Regions from separate parts of the Homo sapiens genome. Here region 1 is linked to region 2. Evidence: chromatin loops called from intact Hi-C (ENCODE). Cell type or tissue: HepG2. All regions are shown on one strand. Links, peaks and the distances in the headings refer to the core of each region. The heading gives the core; the rest is flanking DNA.

Region 1 (6,031 bases), core at 615-5,614, 200 kb before region 2:
GAGGTATCTGCTTCCAGAATGAATTAGAATTCCTGGATTTGAATCATAATCAGATGGCTGTTAAGGGGTTATTGAAGACATATGGCTCTTAAGTTCACAATATTGAATTCAGGTGAATATTATAAATATTTGTAAGTTGGATTATATTATTGAAGCACTTGGTAAAAATTGCCATGCAGGGATAAATGTAGGAAGGGGATTGCAGAGTCTGATATCTAAAAAATAAGTGGAGCAGCATTTGGAAACCCCGTTCACATTTTCAATCTCTTTTCTCTCATTAGAACCTAACTGCTATCCTCTAATCCCTACTTTTGAAAAAATGTATTTAAGGCTGGGCGTGGTGGCTCACGCCTGTAATCCCAGCACTTTGGAAGGCCGAAGTGGGTGGATCACGAGGTCAGGAGATCGAGACCATCCTGGCTAACATGGTGAAACCCCATCTCTACTAAAAATACAAAAAATTAGCCGGGCGTTGTGGTGGGCACCTGTAGTCCTAGCTACTCGGGAGGCTGAGGCAGGAGAATGGCGTGAACCCAGGAGGCAGAGCTTGTAGTGAGCTGAGATCGCGCCACTGCACTCCAGCCTGGGCGACAGAGCGAGACTCCGTCTCAGAAAAAAAAAAAAAGAAAAAATGTATTTAAAAACTCAGCAAACATTAATGGAGATATTCCAAGAGCCAGGCTCCTGGTTCCAAGACCCCACTCAGAGGACTAAGCTCAAATCTAATAAGATGTGTAGGCTTGGGGCCAGTGGGGCGAGGGGATATCCACAGGAGGGCCAATCGAACAAGGCCTCAGACTCATGAGCCTCAAATGTAGATGTTAGATTTTTCCTCCAATTGAGATTATACATACAGCCACAGAGCTTCATGGATGCAAATGAAAATGGTCATGTCTCAACTTTTAAACTGTGCTCAATTAGAGGAACTCATTGCCTATGGCATAGTGTCATGTAATAAAATGGTTTTTTTGTTGTCTAATCTTGTAGTTAGTACAGTGATAGTACATTGGGTTTTTGTGTTAAAAGAAGTCATTTGTTATCCCAGCACTTTGGGAGGCCGAGGCAGGCAGATCACCTGAGGTCAGGAGTTCAAGACCAGCCTGACCAACATGATGAGACCCCATCTCTACTGAATTAGCCAGGCATGGTGGCGCATGCCTGTAATCCCAGTTACTCGGGAGGCTCAGGCAGGAGAATCGCTTGAATCGGGAGGCAGCGATTGCCGTGAGCCAAAATTGCGCCACTGCAGTCCAGCTTGGGCAACAAGAGCAAAACTCTGTCTCAAAAAAAAAAAAAAAAAAAAAAGGCTGGGCGCGGTGGCTCACGCCTGTAATCCCAGCACTTTGGGAGGCCGAGGCGAGCAGATCACAAGGTCAGGAGATCGAGACCATCCTGGCCAACACGGTGAAACCCCATCTCTATTAAAAATGCAAAAAAATTAGCCGGGCATGTTGGCGGGCGCCTGTAGTCCCAGCTACTTGGGAGGCTGAGGCAGGAGAAAGGTGTGAACCTGGGAGGCGGAGGTTGCAGTGAGCTGAGATCCCGCCACTGCACCCCAGCCTGGGCAACAGAGCAAGACTCCATCTCCCCCACCCAAAAAAACATCTTTAAAATTTAGCTTTTAAAACACATTTAGTTATTATTTTACTGTGTTTATTCTTCGTGGTTAGGCACATTTATGCCTTTTTGTTTCCTCCCTTGAGTTGTGGGCCTGGACTCCTAAAACCTCCATTTCTAAATTTGCCTTACCAACAGGGTCACAATGGTAGGCAGGCTTAGTGGGACATGAGGCAATAAAAAGATGAACAGTCATTCTGGTTATGGCTTGGCAGTGGGATGGCAGCACATTAGCTTGGCTCTCACGGTGTGGGCTGCTTTGGTTTCTTTTCCTAACTGAACTCTGACAGGTAGAGTCCTCATGTCCAGGAATAATTCCAGAAAACAATAAAAAAAAAAAATTGGTTTTCAGACCAGGACACAAACATAACCATAGTAGATGAGGGCTCACTCATTTACTAAACTTGAATGTGGTTATTACTTCATTGCTATTGTAAACCAAAAATAAAATTTGAAGCCCCCTGCCACCAACATCTGAATGGACCCCTCTTCTCCGCCAAGGGCATTCCAAAGTTAGACTGAAAAAGTAGTTTCAAGCCATGCTGGGAAGGGGGAGTCAGACATGCCTCATTATATTCTCCTCTCTTTTAAAATTATTGATAGAACAGACTCTTTAAGTCTGGTTAGAAACATTTACAATCTATCTCTCTGAAGTCTTCCACCTGGAGGCTTCATCTGCGACACCTTTGTCTCTGGAACACCTTATGGCAACCCAGGCATTCCTTTCTAGAGATAATAGTTATTGCAACAAATTGCCAATCATAAAATTTTTGAACCTCTCCAACTTGAAAGATCATGCTTCCAGTTGTACTGCCTTTCTGGACTGAACCAATGTACAACACCTTAAATGTATTGATCTCATGACTTCCTAAAATATATATAAACCAAGTTGTGCACTGACCACCTGAAGCACATGTTCTCAGGATCTCCTGATGGCTGTTTCATGGGCTAATGGTCACTCACATTTGGTTCACAATAAATCTCATCAACTATTTTACAGAATTTGACCCTGTGTCTGCTGGACCTCCCAGAAGAGCAGCAGCACATGTGCTGATTTCTTTGGGTTTCAAAATTGACAACAGTCAATGGAAAACTGGATTCCAAATTCTACCAGAGAATACTGTGCCAGGTGCTTTCAGTGGGACCCTTGCTGTCTCTGGGATTTCAAGTGCTATTACAATGGTCTCCCCCAGGGCACATTAAAGGACTGGTGAGATCCCTAACTGGCATGGCTCCAGAAGTGATGTGGAAGTTAGGAAACTCAGGCAGTCATTGATTTCCCAGCCCCACTGACGCTTTTCCTCTATCTCCTGGCTGAGAAAAGAAGACCAGGAAGAGCCGTGAGGGACTTCCAGGGTGGCATGTGGCTGTCTCCAGCACACGTACATAACCTGGATTATATCTGTAACAAGCTATGCTGATGGATCAGCAGGTTAACCCAAGCTGAAAAAAGCAGTCAAGCACTTCCTTTGGTGTGTGAGGCAGAAACCAGGACATCTGCTGGTCCACCAGGGGACAAAAATCAATCCTATTTCACCAATGTGTCTCCTCCGTGTGGGGAGTATAGGGCATTGAAGGTGGATGAGAATCACCATCCACCTTCTGCTGCACAGGAAAGACAAGGGAAGACTCCAGGGAAGACAGAGGAGGAAAACGTCGAGCAGCCCCAGGTGGATGTGTCTGTGTGTGTGTGTGTGTGTGTGTGTGTGTGTGTGTGTGTACCTTGACAGTGGGTAGAGGAAGGGAGAGGAGGGTTGAGGTCTTCCCACTAGAGGAGTGAAATGAGCAGAACTGAGAAAAGAGGTCAGAGAAAAGAAAGAGGAACCTACAAGCCACCACAGAATTTTCTTTCCCCAGAGAATGGTCTCTTGCCCGACTAGGGGCTGGGTATCCTTGTGAAGTCACCGGAGGTTTTCAAGGGGTGGGCTTCCTGGCTTCAGTAGACTCAAGGTCCCTAAGGTCCAGTTAGGATAGGCGCCTGGGAGGGCTCCCGAGTTGGAATAAGAGTCGGAAGAACTGACAGGGCTGGGGGCGCACTAAGCACACTCTACTCCTGAGAGGTGAGGGTGGGGATGTTGGAGGGAAAAAGGGCTGCTTTTTCCTGCCTGCAGGCTTCAGATTCACAGGGGATGTGAGGAGAGGGCGGAGGAGGAGGAAGCAGCGGCTGTTTATGCTGGGAAGATGGCTCAGTTGAGAAGTGAGGCAGATGTGGCCTCAGAGGGTCTGGCGGATGGCTGCCGGGATCACCGGGGGCTGGACTTTGAGATGTCCAGGACGAAGTGTTGCCCTTTCAGTGCTGCCCTCCCTGTGTCTGCTGGAACTGTTGGAGCCGCAGTGCAGCCTAATTTTGACTTCAGGTAAAATAATTCAATATACTGAGGCCCAGGGGGAACAAAGCAAGGTCTACTCCATATCTCTGAACAGCTGGTGTCTTTCAGTGCCTAAACTCAATCAGAATCCTGGGAGCAAAAGTAGCTCTCCAGTGCAGTCCATGCAGGTTACTTCTTGCAACATAGAGGTGACTGAAGCATGGTAAGCAGATCTAGAAAGGCAAACATCTCTAGCAGATCTAGAGAGGCTAGCCAATGTTAGCTAGCAGTGTCTTTATGTTGATAAACCTATTCAGAATGTTAACTTTGTTTGTTGGTTTGTTTGTCCATTTTTGTCTCCCAGGCTGGAGTGCAGTGGTGCGATCTCGGCTCACTGCAACCTCCAGTAATTCTCCCGCCTCAGTCTTTCCAGCAGCTGGGATTACAGGCTCCCCATCGCCACACCCAGAATTTTTTGTAGAGACGGGGTTTCGCCATGTTGCCCGGGCTGCTCTCAAACTCCCGATTTCTTAGTCTGACCAAGTCAGGGTTTAGCTATTTCTTAGCGTAGCAAGTTGAGATTTATTCCAGTTTCGATTTCTAGTTGTAACAATGCTGGCTTTAACCGTGCCTACGTAGTCGTTGCAAGTTCCTGTTTTGTAATAGGAACCCCCATTATAGCCGTTCGTACGGTTTTTAAGTCTTGTAGAAATCTGGGTACTGGAGAATGTAATTAAAAAAAAAATTTAGCAGTGCCTGAAATCTTTTAGTCATACCAAGTGTGATTTCACAATAGAGATTCTCGCCCTGGCTGTGCTTGTGATTTTTCACTCATGCAGAAGTTGAGGTGTCTAGGCTACAGGAACTTTTTGGTGTCGCAAATACCGGTTTAGCCATGGCTGTTTCTTCTTAATCCGAGGAATTTTCGAATAGGCGCAAGAGGCACAGGTTTAGTGCTAATACAAATATAGCCGTAGGATCGCATCGTTCAACACTGCAATTTCTTTGTAGGGTTATTTGTATGTTTTGTATACTCAAAAAAATTTTTTTTGATGTGTCTTTTTCTGGGAGCGAGGTTACTGGTGTATTTTATTTTCATTTCTGTTTGCTTTAAAAATTTATTTTATTTTTTATGTAAATGTTATGTATTTTATTTTTTCTTACCCACTGCCTTCCCCAGGAGAGTAAATGTGGCATAATTTCTTCTACTGATTTTGAGTATCATGTCTCAGCTTCCTACTAACTAGCTTTCTCCCGTGAGTCGGGGAGCAGAGCTGGTGCCTGGTCTCTAGGGTTCTCTTCCGCGGCTCTGTGCCTATGTCGAGCCAGCAGTTTCGCATCAGCACTTTCGCCAATAGCGGAGACTCAGTGTTTTCTCGGCTGCTGCACCGCTGGAAGCGCTGAACACAACAGAACGTTTCGGCGGGGCGCTGTGGCTCACGCCTGTAATCCTAGCACTTAGGGAGGCTGAGGCGGGTGGATCACTCGAGGTCAGAAGTTCGAGACCAGCCTGGCCAGCGGGTGAAACCCCGTCTGTACTAAAAATACAATAATTAGCTGGCCGTGGTGGCGCGTGCCTGCAATCCCAGTTACTCGGGAGGCTGAGGCAGTATGCTTGAACCCAGGTGGCGGAGGTTGCAATGAGACGAGATTGCGCCACTGAACTCCAGCCTGGGTGACAGAGCGAGGCTCCTTCTCAAAAACAAAACAACCCAGAACGTTTCTTGTTCACAAGACTCAGAAGTGCTTTGTGGTAACGCTTCCCCTCTCCTAGCGCCGCCACTTTCCCCGGGCTGGCTGTCTCACGGTCTCAGCCCAGTGATTGGCCGAGGAGGCGCTCTTTCAGCACTTTCGCTGGAAGGGCTTGGGCTCGGTTTTTCTGCCACAGGCGTTTCATTGGGTAGGTGCTTTCTCGGTGGAAGCACTGTACAACCTTCCAAGCCTCGATATTTCTCAGAGACGACGATTTCTTAGTGGCAATACCTTAACTGCACCAAAAACTAAAGTTTGCCGCTGGGTACTCCGCTAGTCGTTCAGTGTCCGCATTTGCTATTGATGCAGGATTTTTGCTTCTAAGCTCAGCTATATCCGGGTCCTTGTCTCAC
Region 2 (15,841 bases), core at 10,842-15,841:
GTGCAGGAGACGGGGTGAGCGCTTTTGGGCTCTAGCCCCATGGCAGCATCTAGGGGTGTGTTACAATTAATGCTCTTTTAGCAGTTGCTGTTCGCGGATGGCTAAGTGTTAAACCAGCTCAGTGGAGAGTCAGGGTGGCAGCCTTTTACGCCCTGTCCTCTTGGTACCCGGGTCTTTGTCTAGCATCCAGGAAGAATCAGGTCCTACAGACTTGAAGGATGGTGAATACAGAGATTTTATTGAATGATGGAGGAGGCTTTCAGCAGGATGGATGGGGAGCTGGAAAGCGGATGGAGTGAGAAGATAATCTTCCCCTGGGGTTTGGCCATCCCATGGCTGATCTCTCTGACAGTCCCCAGCCGAACTCCTCTCGATGTTCAGACACTCTTTCTCCTCTCTCCTCTGCCACACTGCTCTGCTGCTCTTCTGCTCATGGAGCCTGAGGTTTGGAGTTTTTATGGGTACAGGATGGGGGTGTGGTGGGCCAGGGTGGTCCTGGAAAAGGCAACATTTGGCACGAAAACAGGAATGCCTGTTCCTATTTAGGGCTGCAGGTTTCCAGGCTTGAGGATGGGGCCTTTGCCAGGGAACCGCTCTCTTTTAACCAGTATTTCCCTGCCTCTTGTCCATATCATAATCACAGTGGCATAATGAAGTAAAGACTCATCCTTCGTCACATAATAACGTTCAGGAGTAGGCAGTCTGGGGCTGATACAAATGCGTGAGAAACCATCAAGTTTCTAGCTTCTTCTAACCTTCAGCTGCATCATGCTCAGTGTGTGTTTTTTAGCCCCATGGTTATAAAATGACTGGTCCACTTAAGGCATCGCACTGGCATCCCAGTAGAAAGACAACAAAAGCAACAAGTGCAAATAAATGGAAAACTTTCCTAAGATTTTCTAGCAGACTTCAGATTTCCACTCCATCTCGTTGGTTAGAACGATATCACATGGACACCCAGTGGCATAACTGGTTGAGAAATGAAGGCTTTTTGTTTTTCTTTCATCTGACAACATAGCTGCCTAAAAAGCTATGGAGTTGGATATTGGTGAAGAAGGAAGGAAATTGACATCAAATAGACATTTAGCAGTGCCACCACAGATGAGTACTACTATTATTCTCGTTTTGCCTGAGGAAACCTAGACATTGAGAGTTAAGTAACCTGCCCAAGGTCATCTAGTTAATATGTAGAAAAGCCGGATACAAACACAGGCAATCTGATTTCCAGAGCCTGAACTTTTAACTCTGTGCTAGGATTTGAATCTGAGAGTAGAAGGAAAGGCAATTTGTGACAGGAAGATAGTGTTAACAAAGGTGCAGTGCGTGTGTGCATGTGTACGTGTGTGCATGTGTACGTGTGCACATGTGTATGTGTGTACATGTGCATGCATGTACATTGGAACCCTAGATGCTGATCATGTGTGAGAGAGGCCCTGAGGCTGGAATAAAGGAGCCATGCTGAGGAGTGGAGGGAAGTCAGGTGGGAAGGAGATCTGGATTTATACCATCTGCCTGGGTAAGCCTTCAGGAACATGAACTGCGTCGGTCCTGAAATTGAAATAATGACAATATATATGCAAATATTGTCAAGAAGGCATGAGGAGATGCCAAATATGAGCAGAGCCAGAACCCAGGGTGTGGTAAATCAAAAGTTGAAGCTGGAACATCCTAAGAAGCAGTAGCCAAGGTTTGGTCCAGGATGTTCTGCAGTCAGATGTGTCCAGCAGTCAAAGATATATGAGCTGGAGGCCAGGGTCTGATGGTTTGGAGTTAGAGTTGGGGAATTAGAATCCTGGAATATTACATACCTAGGTTCTTGTTTGTTTTATGGCAGTACATCCCAGCACTTTAGGAATATTATTGGCCCATTACTTAGCACTAGTTTTTAACTCTTATAGTTAAACGCTGTAACATTTAAGAGGATAAGATGACCCCAGACTATGAGAGCACAAAAGAAACAGTTGTTTTCCATGGAAACATGTTACTTTTAAATATTAGCTTTACCTTTGTTATCTCACAGGGTAAGTGGAGTGGGAACATACAAAAATAGGTAGAATTAAAAAGGAAGGAGCTGTGCAAAGTGATGAACCACATCAGCTTTGGATTATATATTTTTCAGTGTCTTTGTTGAGTACAGAGCTTGCACCAAGAGATGTCAGATTAGTGTAAGGAGACCATTACTTAGAATATGTGAGGCTCAGCAAGAGAACATGGCCCCACTCTGAGTGGTGGGCTTTCTGACCTGGTAGTGTTCAAACAGAGGCTAGAAGATTGTTGAGGAGAGAGATTTCAAAATTGCTTTCTGGATAAAGTTTGACTAAAAGGATTTCAAATCTGCATTTCATAATTGTACAGTATGCCCATCTGAAATCGATCAGAATTGTAATCTCCAAAAAGCAATCTGAATCTGCAAAGCCTTTCCTATTGCTTGCAGACTCAGCAGCCCTGAGTCTGCTGCTAGTCAAGTAGTAGGAAAAGTTGTGCAAAGCCTTTGTCCTCCTCACTCTAGTTTCTTCTTTGTCCAGTTGAAAAAGACTAGCAAATGAGGTCTTTTGAAGAATAGTTATAATGACTATTCTCCAGCAACCACGAGAATGGAATTCAACTTAAGGTGTTATGCATTTATTTAAATGTACCAAGCCTCAGCATGCATGTGTCTAGCCTTTATATACATGCATATATAAATGTGTGTCTGTGTGTATATATATATATATATATTTGTATGTACATACACACTTATCCACATTTATGATGAAAAATAAATTCATGTTTATTGTTGCAGTTAAACTCTGGAGCTCTGAAACCATTGGGTTTGAATCCCAGCTCCTCTATCTTTTAGCTGTGAATATAGGTCAAGTTACTTAACATCTTCGTACCTATTTTCTCACAGGGTAAAGACTATTGTGATGATTAAATGTGTTATTTATTACCTATAAAAGACAGAATATGACTGGAATATAGTAAACATCCAATAAATGATAGCTATTATTATTCTAGACTTTCTAGAAAATACATAAAAATAAAAAGAAGAACTAAAAATCATGTTTATTCTGAAGGGGAACCACTGTTAATTCTGAGCATATCTTCCCAGTCTTTGTTCATGTGCTTGTCTTCTGTTTACTCTCACTCTGGAGTCATGCTCCAGGGCCTAGGTTTCCAATGCACATGCATGCACACATACACATGCACATACACAGAAATATACGTGCACACATGATTTTATGCTTCTTGTAAAAGTTAGAATATGTACCTTAAAGATTAGTATAGGGGAAAAGGGAAAACTTCCCCTTTGCCTTCCGAAGATTTGCAGAAAATCACTGATAAGATGCATATTAATAGGAGAAAAGGCATACATATTTATTAATGTGTACATGGGAGCCTTTAAAATTAAGACCCAAAGATACAGGGGAAATTGTCCATTTTTATGTTTAGGTTTAACAAAGTATGGGCAGCAAGTAGAAACATGATTGGACAAAAAATATGATCTAATGTTAATAGACTGAGTGGGGAAACTCAGAAAGGTCTGTCTGTCTAGATTTTTCTTCGCCTCTCTGAGCATGTATTCCTTTTTTTGGATATGGCACAGGGCCCTCTCTGGAATGGGGGTCTTATGACCTATAATCAAACAAGATAAGTCTAGTTATCTAATTTTTTAGTGGCCAGTTTTTGTGCAGTTATAGTGGAGGGAAAGTTAGAGTAAAATTTTTAGATTTTATGGCTGGCTTTGGGTAAAGGGGTTCTAGTTTCTATGACCCACCTTGAGTAAGACAGATTCTAGTTTTTATGGCTAGCCTTGAGAGAGAATGGGATTGAGAGATAGTAGGGTAGGAGAAGGTCAGAGAAAAATTTCTGTTTTGAGGCTGCTTCTGCGGCCTTCATTTTGGGTATGTTTTTCTGAGTCCCAACATTAGACAATCCTACACAAATATGTATTCAGGACTAAGGTCATGGCTTGTTTTAATAGTTATAACTCTTAAATGACAATTGAGTCATTTTTCAAAGAGAATAAATATTTTGCCATTTTTTCATTAATTCTCGGATCAGCGAAAGTATATATTCTAAATTTGATTGCTTTATTTAAATATTTATATTTTTCAGTTACATAAACATGGAAAACTGTAAAATAAAAATGAATGTCTTATTTACAAAATCTTTGCTTCAGTTAGAAAGGGAAAATGAGTATACACATTACAGACCATTCATAGAATAAAATAATGTGCATTTTAAAAAGAATGAGGTAACTCTATACACACTGACACAGAAGAATGTCTATGACGGGGAAAGATTTCCATGATGCTTAAATTAAAAGCATTGTGGAATAATAAATAGAGAATGACCGTCTTTATACATAGTGTTTTAAAATTTTTTTTAGCTCATCAGCTATTGTTAGTGTTAGCGTATTTTATGTGTGGCTCAAGACAATTATTTCAATCTGGCCTAGGGAAGCCAAAAGATTGGACACCCCTGGTCTAGGCAGTGCTGTGGTCAGGTTTGCTGAGTATTCTGTAGGTGGAATGTAAAATCCAAGATAATGCCTGTTGAACTTGCTGGAAAGTGCACCAACCTGATACTGATCCTATCTCCAGGCTGGGTTCAATGCTCCTGTCTTCATTTCCAAGTTTCCAACAGAATCTTGTGCTTACAGTCATCCTAGAGGGGATCAAGCTTTATACTTTGTTTTTTCTGCTTACTTGTCTGTCTACCCTATCAGATTTTGAGGTCCCTGAGAACAAGAAATACCATTTTTTGTTTTTATTTTTAAATCTCTGTAGTCCCAACATTTAGCATTGTGCCTAGCATAAGCAACCAACAAATGTTCCTTTGATTTGTTTGATTTAATGTAATTTTGTATAATACCGAGTTGGTGTTTGTTTGGAAATTCTGCTTTCTTGAAAATGCTGACTGGTGCCAGGTTGCCCAGCACAGAAGAGACTGTTAGGAATGGATCAATTTCTTTCTTTCTTTTCTTTTTTTGAGATGGAGTTTCTCTTGGCATCCAGGCTGGAGTGCAAGGGCATGATCTCTGCTCATTGCAACCTCTGCTTCCAGTTTCAAGCCATTCTCCTGCCTCAGCCTCCCGAGTAGCTGGGATTACAGGCACCCGCCACCACGCCTGGCTAATTTTTGTATTTTTTGTAGAGACGGGGTTTCACCATGTTGGCCAGGCTGATCTTGAACTCCTGACCTCAGGTGATCCACCCACCTTGGGCTCCCAAAGTGCTGCAATTACAGGTGTTAGGCACCACTCCCAGCCCATTTTATTATTATTATTATTTTCTTTTTTTAGAGGTGTGGTCTTGCTCTTTCACCCAGGCTGAAGTTCAGTGGTGCAATTGATAGAGACAGGAGACAGCCAAATGCTGCCCAGGTCATTGTGTACAGGAGGGTTGCCTAAAGATGCCCACAACCGACTAGGGGTCCCCTTGTGCACTGGGAGAATGGGGTGGAGCCACTGGGAATTCTCACCTTATGGAGTGGGGAGGAGCCCTGTCTCTTCAGCTCTTGTGTGGCGGGCTGGTATTCAATCTGTGAGGTGGAAGCCTGTTGGCAGGAACCCCCCATTTTAATTTTTTAATTTTTTTTTTGCTGAGAGCTTTCTTTTAATAAATTCCACTCTCCCTGCCTTCCAATGTGTCTGCATGCCTAATTTTTTCTGGTTGTGAGACAAGAACCTAGATTTTAGCTGAGCTAAGAAGCAAAAAATCCTGCATCACAATCATAGCTCATTGTATCCTCGAACTCCTGGGTGCAAGTGATCCCATCTCAACCTCCTGAGTAGCTGAGATTATAGGCATGAGACACCATGCCCTCTAAGAATAAATTCCTTTCAAACATTACAAGCTCCTCATCTTTTCCTTTTGTCACCTGAGGTTTTAGACATACACTGGCCTCAATACACATAATCCTTGGCACTTTCTTTTGAAACAACTTTCAAAACTACTTTAAGTTGATAACAATCAACTTGAACACTTGGATGAAATTCTTTTGGGTCAGGAGGTTCCTGCTAAGCTCACATGTAAAGAAAAGAGGACATAGTGAAACACCTGCTTTCTGATTGCAGATAGACCAATAATGTAGCAGGATGAGCCGCAGACAAAAGCTCTCAGACACCGAGTTATAGTAGGAAGGGCTTTATTCAGCAGGGAGGATCGGCAAGCTACTGCCTTAAATTCTGAGCTCCCTGAGTACACAATTTCTGTCCCTTTTAAAGGCTCACAATACTAAAGATTTCACAAGAAAGGGTCATGATTGATTTGATCAAGCAAGGGGTACGTGACAGGAGCTGCATGCACTGGTGGTCAGAGAGAAATAGAACAGGGCAGGGAGTTTCAGAATGTTCTTCTATACAATGTCTGGAATCTATGAATAACATCGGTTTCTAAGTTATGAATTGATTTTTAACTACTGGGTTTAGGCCAGGCAGGCCCAGGCCTGGTTTTGGGCCTGGCGCCGGGCTGCCTGTCTTTGATTTCACTTTCTTTTTTTTTTTTTTTCCTTAAAACAGGTACTGAGTATAAAACAATATAGAACAATATGAGAGGGTCGCTCTCTTTCCTCATTTTCCCCCTTTGAGACTCTCACTTTTTATTAGTGGGAGTTCTCACTCTTATTTTTGCTACTTATGTCTTTTTGTGCAATAGATTGATAGTGATTCATATAGTACACTTGTGCTGAAGCATTTTGGTGAACTAAGGTAGCAATGAAGCTTTTTATCATTTGAAGAAGTAAAAGTAGTAAACAAGGGAGCAGTAAGCAGGTTTTTATTACTATTATAACTCCTATTATAAGAGTTTTAAATCTTCCTATTGCTGGGAACTAATTTTTAAACATGGATCCTGGATTGAGTCCGTGCCACACTTGTATGGGTACATGTGCCAGTTTTGTTATATCTTTAACTATATTTTTAACTACTTGCCCTTGATCACCTGTGTGTAGAAAACAATTAGTAAAGTTAAATTTTTCACAAACTTCTCTTTCAGCTGCTAGCAAGTAGTCAAGAGCTAGTCTATTTTGATAGATAGCATTTCTCATCAGAGTCTCCTGCTGGGCAAGAACAGTCAAGGCTTGACCGGTTGTATTAGTAATAATTTCGAAAACAGCTTGTAACCGTATGATTCCGTTGAGCATGTAGATGGGGGTCCGATATCCCCAAGAGCCATCTTGTGCCCAAGTGGTGGGTCCATAGTATTGTATGATTCTTTCAGGGGGCCATTTATCATCTTTCCAATCACCTATGGCTATGCTTTGTTTTTTGCGGGAAGCATAGACTGGGAAGCCCAGAAGTTCCCCTGCTTTTATGGGCAGTAAGAAGAAAGATGGTTTAATGGTGTCAATTACACAGCTACCTGTCCACTGATCAGGCAGCTTAGCATAAGCTCTGTGTCCACATATCCAGTATAACCTGGTGGGGGCCGTCCAGTCCCGGTGGAATTCTGGGTGGGCCCAAGCAGTCTGCAACTTTGGAAATTGACTGAATGGATCTCTTTCTGTGTAATTGGAACTCCACCATGTAACTGTATTTGTGGTACCATTATACAGCTTTTGCCTAAGACAACTAAGCCGCCTTATAGGATGAGTGAATCCTTTTCCTTCTCTAGCTATGCAACACTGTCTAATAATTCAGACTTTTAGGACCTAAAAATTGTCAGGGTGGTTCTTTTGGGCTGGGAATTCATCAGGAACTGGGTCTGTAGGAACTAATTCTCGGGCTTCTTATGGAAGTTCTTCTTATGGAAACTCTTACTACAGTTTTTCCACAAACATAACATGAATTGACATTTAAAGACTGGACTACATGCTCGGCTAATTGCAAAAACAAATTTCTGGTTTTTCCTGGAGTCTCTGGTACTGGCACATTTAGTTTATCATAGGAAGTCTGAAATACTGGTTCTGGAGAGCATCTTTGAACCCCTCCTTTTATTAGGATGCTTACACTAGGATCTAGTCCTCTTCCATCAATGCCTAATGTTACATATTTTCCTTCATTTCACTTTGGTTCTGAGGGGTTTGTGATTATCAGTTCTAAAGGGTTGCAGCTCCCACTCATGCAGGAGGGGGCTGATTTTTCCTTTTTGGAGCCAAACAGGATTTTTTTTATCTTTTTTCCAAGTAGCCTAAATGACACGAGACCAGTATTGACACATCTCATAAAAATATGATTTTTGACAGATATACTTATTTTTTTACTGTGTAACTTTTTTTCCAATTTAGAGAACTGCATCTTATTCCATGCTGCTTACTATCAATAGCAGCACAAGCGTCAAATTTTAAGGTTAGATTTTTGGGGACCCCTCTTTCTTCTGTTCTAGCTATTACCTTACTTGTGTCACCTAGAAAAGGACAAGTCCTTAATTTTATTTTAAAAACTGTGATCATGGGAGGCTTAAAATGGGTCATAACACACATCAGGTTGGTTATTTCCTGGGCTACATACCTTGGATAGAATAGCATTATACAAACAAATTTCTTTTAGAGTCCTGGTACACTTATAATAACCATAAAATAATAGGACTGTAGCAATCTTTTGTCCTACCTCAGTGACTTGATGTATATACTGGGAACAGTTCTCAGTCTGAGGAAGGTCAGTTGAAGTCCTTACTGTACAAGTCCAAATTTTAAGGAAAATGAGTCCCACGATGAGTTTCCTCATGCTTCGGCCATGCGTGAACCAGTCAGCTTCCGTGTGTGACTGGAGCAGGGCTTGTGGTCTTCTTCAGAGTCACTTTGCAGCGGTTGGCGAAGCTGCTCCCATCCACGTACAGCTCCCAGTCTACTGATGTTTAAGGGTGGTCTCAGAGGTTGGGCCTACTAGAATAAACTGAGTCCAACACCTCTACATAGTTTAAGTTTAACTGGGCTCTCTAATATCAGGAGTAATGTGGCGGGGTTAGGATGTTGCAAACTTCAATGGTTATGCGGGGATTTTCACAGAGCAAGCTTTGGTCTCTTGTTAGTCTAGCATTCATTAGCTAATGGTGTCCTTTGGTATTTATTAAAATCACCACAACATTGGGGGGACTTTATGTTTAGGTTTTGCCTAAGAGTTAGCTTATCTGCTTCTTGTGCTAACAGGGCCGTTGCTGCCAGGGTCCTTGGACATGGGGGCCAGCCTTTGGAAACCCCATTCAGTTGTTTTGAGAGATAGGCCACTGGCCTTGGCCAGGGCCCTACAGTCTGGGTTAAAACTCCAACTGCCAATTTTTTTCTTTCTGACACATAGAGTGTACAGAGTTTTGTCAGGCCAGGTAGCCTCAGGGCTGGGGCCGACATGAGTTTTTCTTTTTAACTCATGAAAAGCTCATTGCTGTTGGTTGTAATAGATGTAGTTCATCTAATCTACATTTTTATTGACTGTCATCTACTAAAATATTGACTTAAATCCTGTAACTATTTGATTTCAAGCTTTAAATTAATCTGGTATTCCTTGCGGGGCTCCAATTGCATCTAAATAGATGTGAGAGTTGAAAGACCTATAAGGGGCTTCTCTTGCTTTATGATGTCTTATTATTATTTTTTTTCCTCTGGTTGATGAAATGCCAGGGTGAAAGGGATAGCCAAATGGACTAAAGGACAAGTGCCACTCTAGTTATTCGGCAGAGTGCCCAGTAAAGGTCCACCACAATACCACCACACATCTGCTCAGGGATGAACAAGGGAAGACAGATTGATAAGCTCTTGAAAATTCTTAAGCTCACTGCATCCCTTCAGGTCTACAAGGAATGCTAAGTCTCCTCCCTGCTGTGAGAGACAAGAAGTGAACTTAGTGTTGGGAGACGGAAGCTGGATGGCCCTCGGGGGCTGACTGGCAGGGACTTCGGGATATAGCAGAGAGAGCTTGGCATGACTTATTACTCCTGGCTGCAGAATCCTGGAAAAGAGCTACATGCAGCCCACACCTGGTCAACTGAAGGACCACCTTAGTGGAAGGGGGACAATCAGGGCCTCTGGCCTGCCATGTGCACAAGCATAACAATTGCTTTTGTTTAATGTGCAGATGGAATATTTGATCCATTCCAACCAGGCATTTGCATCTTGGTATGCTGTCTTAATTGCCAAAGTTTGTTTTAAGTCTTCAACTTCTATGATCCTCTAGTAAAATGAATGTTTCCTTCAGCACCAATTTTTATTAGTTTTTAAATCAAAGAAAGCTAAACACCATTTTATATTTAATAATGCTTCTTGTATGATTTCTATACCAGATGAGTTAAGTTTTACCTTTTTATTAGTGTGTTATTAATGTTAAACTTAATTTTAATAAAACCTTGTAGACATATTTATCCAATTTTTTATGTTTGACCATAAGGTAAGATTTTATAGACTCTTTTTAATCTTTTATAATTTTTGTTAAAGAGCAAGTTGATGCTTTAAGAAAAACCTGTTGCATTTTTACTTTAATGTCCAGTTCACAGAAAAACTGGATGATACCTTTTTAACTTTAGCTAATATGTTTACCCACAGAATTTTCTTTAAAATTAATATTTTAAAACTTGCTTAAACTGTTAAAACAATAATTTTTTTAACCTTTTAATGTAGGTAAAAATTAATTCTTATGCCTCCTTATAATTTTTTTTACCAAAGTTATATTTTACTTTTCTTATACACCTTGTACATAAACAGTTTCTTTAATAGTACTCAGGAGGCCTTATTACTTTTAAATTATACAACATTTTTTGCATAAAAATTTTTTTATAACATTTTCTTTTACGACTTTCGCAGACAATTTTTTAACATGTCTCAACTTTCTGACTTATTACAAACAGTGTTTTTTTTTTAACAACCAGTTAATTTATTTTAGGAGAAGAATTTACCTTATAACACTCTTTTTACATAAATTCTGCCTCCCCCCCTTTTTTTTTTCCTGTTTTTTTTTTAAGATAACCATTCCTTTTTTTTTTTTTTAAAGCGAACTTTCTTTATGTCTTTGGACTAGACAGTCTAAGGCCACAAGATTAGAAGTTACCATAATACATGTTACACTGTTAACTTTTAGCAAACTTCACTTTTGTTGAAAACCTTGTAAGTTTGGGATTTCAATTATCCTTTGCTATTAATAAGACCTTGTTTAGTCTAAATTAACTTAGAATTGGTATAGATGGCCTCTTTTTCTCTCTGCTGGTCTTTCCTTGCCTCTGCCAGCCGCTTATGCTGCTGTTCTCTTAACTACTGTAGCGGGGAAGGGGGTCTAAAAGCAGCTGTAATTGTCTATGTACTGAAACTGGTCTGGGTGCCTTGGCTTACAGGTTACCTTGTGTCATACCTTTGAAACAAAGGACCTGTCCAGGCTTCCTTCTGATGGCCAACCCACCTCTAATGCTGGCCAGTCTATTTCACACAAAGTTCTAAGTTTTCCTGGTGTCACAGTAACACCGTAATCTCCCTTAAATTCTTTCTTGAAAATTTTCTTTTAACATAGTTCCTAGTGGGGTGGGCTTATTTGTGCCTGACCCATGTTTTTTTTCCGAGACAAAATACCACGCTCACACCACACACACTCACCACAAGAAAAAGAACGGGTAAAGAGGCTGCACACACACTTTTACCGTTTATACCAAACCAAAATCACGAAATTCAAAATCCGAGTACCAAAAAATTCAAGCCAAGTCAAAATCAAAACCAAAGTATCCAGCAATTCAAGTCAAGTCAAAACCAGAACAAAAGTGCCAATGCAGGCACGCTGTGGGTGATCAGGCCACACTTCCACTCAGATGGAGTGGGGCAAGTTCCAAAGACTAGTCTTACCAAGTCAAGCCAAGTCAAAACCAGAACAAAAGTGCCAATGCAGGCACGCTGTGGGTGATCAGGCCACACTTCCACTCAGATGGAGTGGGGCAAGTTCCAAAGACTAGTCTTACCAAGTCAAGCCAAGTCAAAACCAGAACAAAAGTGCCAATACAGGCACGCCGTGGGTGATCAGGCCACACTTCCACTCAGATGGAGTGGGGCAAGTTCCAAAGACTAGTCTTACCAAGTTTCAGATGTCGCGACTCCAAGTGCCAGTTCTTTCCGGTGTTCAGCCACCGTGTTAATCCTCTGCAGGGGCCTGCTATGCGCTGCTCTGGCAAGGCATTCCACCGGGGCAATTTCCTACCCGGGAGCGTTCTTTGGATCGCGTCACTCAGGCTGACTGGAGTCCCCTGCAGGGACGCTCCACAGGACAGGCCTAAGCCGCCTAACGGGTTAGCTCTGCCGTCTATGTCTATCAGTTACCTCGTTTCCTGGTCAGGGAACCAAGAAATGTAGCAGGACGAGCTGCAGACAAAACCTTTCAGACACTGAGTTGTAGAAAGAAGGGCTTTATTCAGCTGGGAGCGTGGGCAAGCCACTGCCTTAAAATCCGAGCTCCCCGAGTGCACAATTTCTGTCCCTTTTAAAGGCTCACAATACTAAAGATTTCACATGTAAGGGTTGTGATTGATTGGAGCAAGCAAGGGGTACATGACAAGGGCTGCGTGCACCGGTGGTCAGAGAGAAACAGAACAGGGCAGGGAGTTTCACAGTGTTCTTCTGTACAATGTCTGGAATCTATGAATAACATCGGTTTCGAAGTTATGAATTGATTTTTAACTACTGGGTTTAGGCCAGGCAGGCCCAGGCCTGGTTTGGGCCTGGCACCGGGCTGCCTGTCTTTGATTTCACATCCTTGTTTTTTTTTTTCCTTAAAACAGGTACTGAGTATAAAACAATATGAGAGGGTCTCTCTCTTTCCTCAATATGACTACTTAAATTGGTCAAGGAAATGAACTACAGGGAGGAATATCTGCTTTGTACAAAGATTTTTTTAATGACACTCTTTAAAAAAATGATTATGTATATGTGCATTTTAACTGGATTCTCAAAGAGATATGGGACCCCAAAAGGCAAGTAACAACTGCTCAGGGCAAGTAAAGAGAACTTGGATTTCAAATGGTAACCTCCTAATTTGATAGGAAGTTTCTTGAAAGGAAGGATAACATCTGAGTCTCTTTGTAGTTCCTGCACCTTGTACAACAGTATTCAGCATACAGCAATCAGTGGGGGATTATTTGGAAAAAAATTAATTGATGAAAAAAGCAAGGCCTACTCGAAAACCATTGCTATCTAGGAATGACATCATTTGACATTGCTCCTTACCTCACCTACAGTGAGCATGCCAACTTACAAGCGTTACCAGAAAGAAAATACCCTCTTCTGAAATAGTAGGAATTAGCTATTTCATTTGTACATCTTGAAATTTCCACACTCTTTCCATGTCCAACTACTACCTTTAATTTTTATTTTTATGGTATTCACATTTGTAAAGATTTTATATTCGATCCTCAAAAAATTCTGGGGATGCATAGGTCTTCCAGGAAGTACGACTTCAGTGACAATAAAAATGAGGTCTGATTTCCCTCAGATAGGAAGTCTATTTTTCTATTTCCTTAAATTAACAAGAAAAGAGCAGTGGTCCTGTGAAATCCCATATGAATTCAAGTTATAAACATAGAACACAATCGACGTGTAAGTCTGTAACAACAGGAGACCAGAGTAACTTGTAACAGCAGGTGACTTTTCTAACAAAGGTCACACTGTGTGGGCTAAGCTAGCACCTCATCACTGCAAGAAGCAAAACAAAAGGAAAAAAAAGCTTCTCTCTCTCTTTTTTTTTTTTTTTTAAAGCAGCAGCATAATTCGCTGGCTCAGCAAATGTTTTTCCCTGTTATAGTTTGGGAAAGAAGGCAACTTGGAGGCCTTGTTTACCCTTAGCCCTTCCTCCCGCCCCCGACTGTACCATTAAATCCTAGATTCTAGGGTGACTGAAAAGGATAGGGAATAAATTAGTAATTGTCAAAATGTTTTCCCCATATTATGCATGGCAGCACTTGCTACTTTCTTTTAAGTTGATAACAATCAGCTCAGGGGTTTGCTCTGCTTGCAAGGTCACTGCAAGAATGAACATTGAACTTTGGACTATACCTGAGGGGTGAGGTAAACAACAGGACTATAAATATCAGAGTGTGCTGCTGTGGCTTTGTGGAGCTGCCAGAGTAAAGCAAAGAGAAAGGAAGCAGGCCCGTTGGAAGTGGTTGTGTAAGTAGGAACTTCGTGTTTTCTGATACTTTATTCTTTTAAAGTTTGGTAAATATTTTTTGAGTCTGATAAATTGTTTTTTTCCATAGAATAGATTCAGAAAACTGGTGGATAGAGGAAATAAAAATAATAAAAGAGAAAAAGAATAAGAAGAGTCTGAACTTAGGTGTGGTAGGTGAAGTTCCCAGTGCGCACATTTGTCAGTTCTTGATTTCTGCCCTGTCTTCTGCACAGCTGAGAGCAGAGGAAGCTGGAGAAATCCAAACCTTTTATTCTATAATCTGTTGTGATGTTACATAGGCAGTATTATATGTTCAAATTTAAATATTTTCCACTGAAGGGCAGAGTAAGAACAAACAGGGAAAAAACCCAGCCATTTGGATTTGAAGAGCAGACACTGAAATATGCTCATTCTAGTGTTGTAGAAATGTCCAGGGATATTGTGAGCAGTTTCAGAAGAAAAAGTGGTGGAATGGGGTACAGTAGGTTCAGTCCACAGTGCAGAAGTGGTCACCCTTAAAGAAGCTAAAACCCATGTCAACAATTAGGTGGTCTGTGATTAAATGCAAACTTTTGTATTTTAAATGGTGAATGAGAGCATTCAGGTGAATTAGGGGCTTTCAGATGCTGGCCTAAAGTTCAGAGGTGGAGGACAGAGAAAGTTTGTACATATCCTGCTTTTTAATGAGTAATTTTAAATAAATGTAGGTCTGAATGTGGCCATGAAATTTAAGTTTCGCAATTGAAAAGTGGTGACATAGTGAAATTTACAACTACTTTTCAATTCTTATTGGATCAGCTTCCAGGAAACCCAATTTTGTTATTTATCTTCATTATTTTTATATAGCTGTCTGACAACTATAATTATCAAAGGTTTACGGTGTAAGAAATAATTTTAAGAAAACAAAATTGAGCAGCCTGTTGATTATAATGACAGAAGAAATCCGAAAGTGTGAACTCTTAAGCTACAACTCTCTGCCAATGGGTTATTTTTTCATCATAAACCTAAATGAGGGAAATGAGTGAAACAGTCTTTTCATTTGTATTCACCATTCAGCTACTTGCAATATGTGCTCTGGGCTGGACGCGGTGGCTCACGCTTGTAATCCCAGCACTTTGGGAGGCCAAGGCAGGCGGATCACGAGGTGAGGAGTGTAAGACCAGCCTGGCCAACATGGTGAAACCCCGTCTCTACTAAAAATAAAAAAATTAGCAGGACGTGGTGGCGAGAGCCTGTAATCCCAGCTACTTGGGAGGGTGAGGTAGGAGAATTGCTTGAACCCGGGAGGCGAAGTTTGCAGTGAGCTGAGATTGCGCCATTGCACTCCAGCCTGGGTAACAGAGCAAGACTCCGTCTCAAAAAATAAATAAATAAATAAATAGATAAATAAATATGTGCTCTGTGGCAAAGTGAAAAAACCAAGTGCTGATTTTTTGCCAAGGTTCTGTAACTACTGAATTTGTGGTCTAGGAAACAGAGAAAACCTAGCCTTTCTATTAAGAAATAAAACAGCTTGAATTATTTTTATGTTTTCTTTGGCATCTTAGTGCATAAACAAAAATAGTTGGCGGCTATAGTTATTACAAGGTGATCTATCTAAAAACTCTCAATATATTGCAGTAGCTAAGATGTAGCTTAGGATTTGACAGAACTAGTTTTAATCCAGTCTCTTTTGTGACTGACTTTCTCTCTGTGTGATCATAGACAAGTTACCTAAACTCTTAGCCATGGTTTTTCTCAACTGCAAAAGGGGATAATGGTCACATAATTGTTTTAAGGATTAACTGACAT

Evidence for each region. Peaks named below come from ENCODE experiments on the same cell type or tissue, not always from the same donor. Only the 100,000 strongest peaks of a DNase experiment are listed, where the experiment ranks them.
Region 1: a loop joins it to region 2, with 2.4 times the contacts of the local background. A loop is called at or near these places in 2 of 110 quality-filtered maps.

Annotation. Positions count from the first base shown.
Region 1 is chr5:43,007,972-43,014,002 of GRCh38, reverse strand. No RefSeq gene overlaps it. Among named protein-coding and RNA genes, the nearest start is that of FLJ32255, 18 kb to the right of the region's middle. RefSeq lists enhancers at 3,318-3,818, 5,822-6,031 and a silencer at 5,757-5,846. In HepG2, for the core only: CTCF peaks have their summits at 3,143, 3,654 and 5,330; DNase peaks (open chromatin) are centred at 3,142, 3,691, 4,132 and 5,282; H3K4me3 peaks cover 2,529 bases.
Region 2 is chr5:42,810,044-42,825,884 of GRCh38, reverse strand. SELENOP (selenoprotein P) reads left to right here and starts at 13,993. Exons shown (of 5, transcript NM_005410.4): 1 at 13,993-14,049. RefSeq lists an enhancer at 13,269-13,834. In HepG2, for the core only: no CTCF peak of the experiment used is centred there; DNase peaks (open chromatin) are centred at 12,094 and 13,864; H3K4me3 peaks cover 4,811 bases; H3K27me3 peaks cover 487 bases.